Regions from separate parts of the Homo sapiens genome. Here region 1 is linked to region 2. Evidence: read pairs that join two places in POLR2A ChIA-PET (ENCODE). Cell type or tissue: CD4-positive, alpha-beta T cell. All regions are shown on one strand.

The links. ChIA-PET counts read pairs that join two places held together with the same protein. Peaks named below come from ENCODE experiments on the same cell type or tissue, not always from the same donor. Only the 100,000 strongest peaks of a DNase experiment are listed, where the experiment ranks them.
Region 1: POLR2A ChIA-PET joins it to region 2 with 5 read pairs; 10 of 35 experiments call an interaction of 5 or more read pairs at or near these places.

The regions. Positions count from the first base shown.
Region 1 is chr1:198,701,285-198,705,284 of GRCh38, reverse strand. PTPRC (protein tyrosine phosphatase receptor type C) reads right to left here. Exons shown (of 33, transcript NM_002838.5): 6 at 2,755-2,898; 7 at 1,913-1,987; 8 at 787-813. Among named protein-coding and RNA genes, the nearest start is that of PTPRC-AS1, 36 kb to the right of the region's middle. RefSeq lists an enhancer at 3,150-3,699. In CD4-positive, alpha-beta T cell, no CTCF peak of the experiment used is centred here; no DNase peak of the experiment used is centred here; H3K27ac peaks cover 353 bases.
Region 2 is chr1:198,648,634-198,652,633 of GRCh38, reverse strand. All of the region lies in intron 2 of PTPRC (protein tyrosine phosphatase receptor type C), which reads right to left. Among named protein-coding and RNA genes, the nearest start is that of PTPRC, 12 kb to the right of the region's middle. In CD4-positive, alpha-beta T cell, no CTCF peak of the experiment used is centred here; DNase peaks (open chromatin) are centred at 744 and 2,493; H3K4me3 peaks cover 4,000 bases; H3K27ac peaks cover 4,000 bases.

The DNA.
Region 1 (4,000 bases), 53 kb before region 2:
AAACAGACATATGAAGGCCACTCTTTACACTAAATGTATGGAAAGCTACTGAAGGCAGTGACTCCAGTGGTTAGACTTAGAAATGAATGGAGGAATAAGCCCTGACCATGAAGAACCGCTTTGCTTCAACTGAGAATCAAGGAAGAAAATGAGAAAAAAAAAAAGAGAGACAAACTGTTTTCAAGTATCTGCTTTGAGCCAGCCCCTAACAAGCAAGACAGAAAGAGAGAGAAAAAGAGAGATTTTTCTTCTTGATAAGCTTTGAAGGTATTATCCACATTTTATATTTATCATCACACTGAATCCTTGTCCCCCTCCCCCTCACCAACAAACTTGCTGTTATTCCATTTTTTTTTCAAATACCTAAATTAAATTAAGTGGCTTTACCAAAGTTGTCTAACTGGAAAACTTAGTTTTCAACTTTTATTTTGGATTCCAGGGTTATATGTGCAAGTTTGTTACAAAGGTATATTGCAGGATGCTGAGGTTTGCAGTAAAATTGAATTCGACGCCCAGCAAGTAGGCACAGTTCCCAATATAGGTAGTTTCCCAACCCTTGTCTTCCTCCCTCCATCATCGCTCTTGTATTTCCCAGTGTCTATCATTCCCAACTCTATGTCCATGTGTAGCTAGTAATTTTTTACTAATTTGAGACTAGTCATCGGTGAGAAATTAGAGCCAGTGAGTTTAGCTTACTAGTGGGTCCTGAAAGCTTGGAATAAAGAAAGATGTAATTAAAGTGCTATTCCAAAGTGAGGTATGCTGATTCTAAGTAAATAAACTTACCACATGTTGGCTTAGATGGAGTAGTAGCTGTAATGGAGAAAAAAAATGTAAATTATTAAAATTTTGCTTTAGAATATCTGCCATGTCATTTTTGGGAAAGCTGATTTACAATACTTCTACTTCATAAAGTCTATCTAGTTAGATTTAACAGAATATGAAGGATTTGCCTAGTACAGGTTTTCATTTCAAAACTTAAAGCATTATAAAGGAATGAGCTAATTCTATAAAATTTTTCATAAATATACCCAATAAATACAATTAACAATATTAAGACTTTTAGGTACGCATCTAATTGGCGGTATGGCAACATGGCTGAAGATTCACACAGCCAAAAATATTTTAAAGGTCTTCATATTTTGATTAATCTCAATGTTAATTTATATAATTATAACCCCCATAGTACGAAGTTTATACTTTTCATTTACATAAAAAAAAGTCAGAGAAAATGCAAAGACTGCTTCATTCTCTAGATTAACTTTTGTAAGCTCTTTGCACATCTACTAGATCCAGGGTAACAAATTGCTCTGTCAACAAATTTAGCAGTATCTTGTGTGAGTGTAGGCATTTAAGTTGAATAATTGGGAGAACATGTGCTTTGTGTAAGCTAAGAGATCTCTGCTCATCTTGATTTTGGGTTGGAAGAATTTGAGGAGAATTGTGGGCTTGCAAGCTCTGATCAGCTTACTTGCTGATTCACAGATACCACCATTGCTGCAGCCATTCCTCAGTTTCTCTTTCCTTTATCTCCACGCCCTCTCACTGCTTAACGGGAACTCTGCCATCAGCCGTCTGATGCTCACCACTTGCAATGGACAGCCCCTTTGATGGGCTTGTTCTTTTCCTTACTAAGACCTAAACCCCTGTGAGAAAAAGTTCTAGTAGATGTGGTTGTTTCTCACACATGCTTTCTGATGAATTATGACAGTAACAATTACATCCTGATCTCATCAGCTGTTGCACTGCTAAGCAGAGAAATATCTTCCTGCTGTTCCATCACCCTCAGGATTCAAACACTTAATGCAACTTAAAGAAAGGAGCCCGAGGTAGAGTGGGTGGAAGGCCCTTGTGAGAGCACATCACCAGGCACATGGGGATGGTGTGGCTGCCTGACTGAGGGTAATATCACCTATTGTTGTGGTTGAAATGACAGCGCTTCCAGAAGGGCTCAGAGTGGTTGTTTCAGAGGCATTAAGGTAGGCATCTGCAAGAAAATGAATAGAAGAATAAAAGCTAATTAATTCGTTATATTAAAAGGTGAAAGAAAAACTCTTTAGCAAAGATAATTTCCTATTGGCATCTTTGCTCTAGGAGTCCTCGTTTGATTTGACATTCGCTTGTTTTTAAAATAATAAAGTGAATCAAAGATTTATTTCAAGTTATTTAAACTAAACATTGTATAAATTGAGGGAAAACTATTCATTCCTTGATATAATTCTTAGTTGATGATATGCAATCTTCCTCAGACTATTCATTTCCCTTTCATTCACGGCTTTCCATACTTGGATTCTAATAAGCGTCACAATTACTCTTTTAAAATATTTATTACATACCAGATTTTTACATATTCAGACATCACGTTAATTATTTTGACATAATTAAAAAAGGAGTGTTATTATGTCCATTTTTACAGAAAGCAAATCTGATATGCAGAAAGTATTAGTAATTTGCCCTGTAATCAGCTACGAAGTTGAAGAAATTGGATTTGATCCCAGAGCTATATGACATTAAGGCCTATTATTGATTCTTCTTTGCCATGGACTTTTATAATATTAATAGTAAAATAAAATATGCCCAGAAAAAGCTTACTGGCAAGTTTCTTTTGCATAATTTGGTGTTGATACGTGAACATTTGTAAAATGGGAAACCTACAAATAATATCTGGCACAAAATAAAAGAGCTACATTAAAGTTTTGAGTTTCCATTTCATTATCTATAACTGAAGACACTACTAGAGCAGCATAGTCAGACCTGAGGTGTTCGCTGTGATGGTGGTGTTGGAGGTGCGTGCAGGTAAGGCAGCAGAGCTGTGGTGTGCAAGGCTGAGGGTGGTTGTCAATGGGGAAACTGGGTCTGTAGGAAAGGTGCTGGCTGTACTCCTCTCTCCTGGGACATCTGCAATCAGAAGGGCCATCAGCACTGTCACTTGTGTCTGTCACGCAAGGGCAATAGCCAGATAGCCAACATAAACACAATTACTAAAGATAAGGCAGAGAAACAAATCTTCAAGCACTTCTGCTATACCACGACACATGCATTCTACAGAACTGTACCAAAAATACCAGGGCTTATGGGAAAGATGCATTTAGGGGCAGACAACTGGAAACCTATGCAGCTTCATAATCAGAGCACAACTTAAAAAAATATATAGTTTGGACAGCCCAAGAAGCCTAAGACTCTGGGCTGCAGGCTGCCTTAGGCAATATAAAAAATGCATCAAAGCAGTAGAGACTGGTGCTGTCTTAGTGGTGCTGAGACCATGTAGATGGAGGTAGAGCTCTGAGTGTAAAAGGTTGGCACAGGAGGAAGTGCAACTTGATACATGCTGAGAGCCTTGCAGGCACACACCTCTCTGGGGAGGGATCCCTGGGTGCAGGTGCTCAGTTTTAATTTTCTTAAAATAGAGCTGAATGGGATCCTGCCTGGGCCACAGCATGAGCTCAAAGGTTTTCTTTTTCTTCCTTTCCAGCTGAAGGTTACAATTCTACTTTCACAATTCAGGCTTCCCTGGCCAGGAAAAATCAAATTGGCTTGAAATCCAACAAACTCCACATTACAGTGGCATCATTCTCTTATTTTTCAATCACATAGTTGCTAATTGGTATAGAATCTAGTGTTGTAGCCAAAGAAACTGCACATTGTACTAGGTTAGAACTTTCCATTTTCAGGCTTCAAATTACCTAATGTATTTTACACCTTTGCCCAACATCACATCCAGAATTACAGCACAGGCAATCAATGTATATTCATTTGGTTCCTACTAGATGACTAGCACTATGCTAGTTGCCATGGAAAAAGCAAAAGAAATATGAGCTGCCCTCTATTCAAGAGCTTGTTGGGTTATTTTCTGTCAAGATCCCTGGGGTCATCAGTTCAATGATGTGAGATTAGTCTCACATTTGCAGGCAGAGTCTGTATTTCTGCAGTGATACATGCATGCACGTTCTGAACATGGCTTTGATTTGAGCTTGCAGGTGTCTACCAATTACAAATGCAG
Region 2 (4,000 bases):
CCTAGATGGAATGCTATTTCTTTCATTTACACTTTATCCTTGAAACAATGACCAAAAAAAAAAAAGGGTAATATTTGTTTACGTAATTGGATTAACATCTGAAAATGGATTACTTAGGTTTGCTAGGCTTTTATTATCTTTTATTGGATAGGTATTTAAATATCTCTCTGGTGCTTACACACAACTAGATTATTCAGCATTGGGAGTAAATTATGCTTTCTGATTTCACAAATGATAGTGCCTACATGCACGATTATCTGCTTCTCACACACTAATACAGTGTTTGTGTTATATGGGAGAGATTTCTCTCAATCTCTTCCCCCTTCCCCTCCTCTCCCTCCCTCCCTTTCTAGTTCTCTCCTAGTCTTTTAAATAAGGATTAAGCAGATGTGCTTAAACTGCGGCTTTATATCTACATGAAAATTAAGCAGCGACAGGAAGAGAAAGCTGCACAGCTTTCTCCTGTACTGAGATTTTTCAATACATTCTCACTATTGAGATCACAGTAAACTGCCAAAACACCTGATGCGCCCTTTTTTCAACTTAAGCAAAATATCATAATACAAAATAAATACCGATAGATCATATTTAAGTTACTTACTCTTTTGTTTTAACCATAATTCTGTTTTCCCTATTAAGACTAGTGACCAAGGATTGTACATTCGTTGAATAATCTGTAGAACTAGAAGCAATGTAGAAACAAATCTGAGGCTGAATAGCCTGGTGTGCATTGAAGCATCATATGGAGTGCCAGGCACACGAGACACTCAATGTTACTTCCCTTTCCTGACCCCTTCTTTCTCAACCTTAGTACTGTATTTAAAATTAGAACAAGGAAAATTAAATTGAACTATTCCCTTTTAGGATATGACAACCAGTAAATTTTATGATAATATCAGGAAACACAAATTAACAAATTTGCTTATGTTAAAGACAAGTATAAGCTAGACTATACAATGACATGAGCTTGTTAAATGAGATAACATTTATAAAATGTTAACAGAAGTGCCTGGCACAGAGTAAGCACTATTTTTTATTAGCTTTTTCTTATTAGCTAACCACCAGTAAGTACAAAATTAAGTAGCTCTAAAAAAAAGTTTTAAGGAAACCTGCCAAGCCTGAGATCAAAATTACACACAGAGATATACACACACTGACAAAAGGATTTATATCTATTTATGTGCAGTTTAATTTTCACGATATTAGATTCTACCTAATATCTGCCACATTGATAACAACTACTTTTTAAATTTCTCAAAGAAATGGAAGGTTTAATTTCAGTTTAAAAATAAACCAGTTATTTAACCAATACACACACACACACACACACACACACACACAATCCCAATCTGTTCAAGTATTGTCTTAAACAATATTTTAAAATATGTATCAAAACAAAACATAAGCTACAAAATGGTTCAACAGAGCATTACCTTTGCATGAAATTTTCAGTTAAATTTCTAATTCTTTAGTCTCTCAATATATTCTGTAGTTTTTATTAAAACAAATTATGTTAAGATGTACCTCTTTCTTTTTCTAATTGTTAAGCTAGCAAGGGATATATTAGGTAAAGACATCTAATTCTTCCAAATATTATAAATTCCTTAATATTACTTTTGTAACAATATTAAAGTTAATAGAGATATTTACCAATTGCATGTTCACAACCAACCTTTCTAGGGGAGACATAAATTCAGATTTTTATGTGGAATTTACTGAATTCTCACTATAATGCCAACCCTTTTCAACATTCAAAGCAAAGTATAGTTCTACTTTTTTTCACTGGCTACCTCTTCTCACTATCTTTTCCTAGCTCCTCCTTGTGTCTCTTCCAAATATGAAGTTTCCCAAGGCTCAGAAACCAGTCATCTGCTACTCTCTACATGTTTATTTACACTGTCACATGCAGTCCCTTAGCTTTAAGCTCCATCTGAATGCAATGACTCCTATGTTTATGTCTCCAGTTGAGACCTACTGAATGGGCCTCAGCCTCTTATCTCCAACGGATTTCTTGACCTCTCTACCACCTAATGAAAATCAGACATCAATAACAGCCCAAACATAACTCTGGATTTCTGACCCCCTAATTTGGCTCTTTCCCATCCCAGTGCTCATGGGGAAAAAAAGTCATTCTCTAAAATGTCTTTGTCTTTTCCATGCAGCCACTTCTCTTAATTCTATGTCAGTCTTTCCTTTCTTTCCACCTGCACTGCCAACACTTGGTCCAGATCACCATCCCCTTTCTCCATCCTCCCATTCAGTCTCCTCATAACTGCTTCCAGGCTTTGCCTTACTTCCAATCTATTCTCTTCATAACAGTCAAAGTGATCTCTTCAACACAGAAAGAAGATTAGGTTATTCTGTACTTAAGAACTTAAAATGGTTCCTTCCCTTTATACTTCAGGTAAAATTCAAGCTCTTTCCATTTCCATCAAGGCCCTGTGGGACCTGCCTTCTGCTTATCTTTCTAGCCTCACCACAACCTGCTCAGTTCTTACTCACCATACTACAGATGCCTGACCTTTCTGTGCCTCGAACCTACCAATTTGTTTGGTTTTGCCAGATAACCTTTACTCTTGCCAGTCTCCCTCACATGGATCCCCATATTCTTGTCAGCCAACAGGTAGCTCAATGATTCTTCTTCATAAGGATCTTCCCCGATCACTCTGTCTAAAAGTGCATTCACCCCTAAATCTGGGTCTGGCCAGATTAAACTCTACCATATTACACTACTTAATTTTCTTCACAGCATTTATCTATAACTGAAGTTATCTCAATTTGTTGTTTGTTTTCTTGTTATCTCTCACCACTAGGAAGTCAGTTTCATAAAAGTAGTTACACTTTCTGCTTTCTTTACCACTGTGTCAACACTTAAAACAGTTTTTAGCTTAGCAGGGGCTCTATAAACAATTGATGAATCGATGAGTGAATCATCTCATTTAATATCTCTTGCTATTATTTCCATTTTACACACGAGGAAACTGAGGCTTTGGAAGGTAATTCTTCCCCAATTTTTCATCATTGGAAGTCTCCAATGATGAAACTGGAATGGAATCCGGGCAAGATTTCAAAGACTGACTTCTTTAAGTACTTTAAAAGTAGCGATTGTCTGAATCCAACATTTGCACTAAAGTTTCTTCAAGTTACTTTTATCAGCTCCCTGACCTTTTCCTTTTTCTTTGGTTTATCTGTTTCCTTCATATCACCACTTCCTTTCCGTCAAAACTCTCAACTGATGTCTTATGCTTCATTTATGTTTCCTTAGCCATTACATACCTTTATCATACCTAAAGCATCAATAAGTAAATTCAGAAAATAAGAACATGGGTCATTGGAAAGTAGAAATACATAGAGTTTAGTAAGCATAGTTAAAATCTTATTTTATAAACCAGACTATCTGGAAATCTAAGTCTAAGAAGTCAAAGTATAATATTTGGCCTAAATTATATGATTGGAATCCACATTTATCAAATGAACCAAACAATAATTTTTTTTTGTTTTGTTTTAGTCTCCTCAAAGTTTAGCCAACTTGTCTCTGGAATAAAAAGTGTAGGATGGATTTACCTGGTTCACTTAATATGCTTTTTGGATGACTATGAAAAGATTATCTAGTGTCTACACTTCCTGGAATAAGATGAGAACCTTATGTGTTTTCCATGATCAAAGTGTTTAACAAAGGTCAAGTTACTTCCCTTGCACTTCAAAAACAAAAAAAAATCTAGATACTTTGGTGAATTATTTAATGTTTTTCACTTTATGTAATATCAAAAATGAGTTGGGTGGGGGAAAATCCATTCTTTCCATCATATCACTCACCTCAAGACAGACTCAGTCCTGTCCTTTGTTAGCCTCCTTTTCAGGATGATTGTAACACATCACATCAGTATTCATAGTGAAGACAAATTAATCAAAGATGTCTTTTTGTTTTTTATAAAAGTCATACAATCTTATGTGAATTTTACATAGATACAGAATATGCTAAAGATATAGAAGCAGCTCA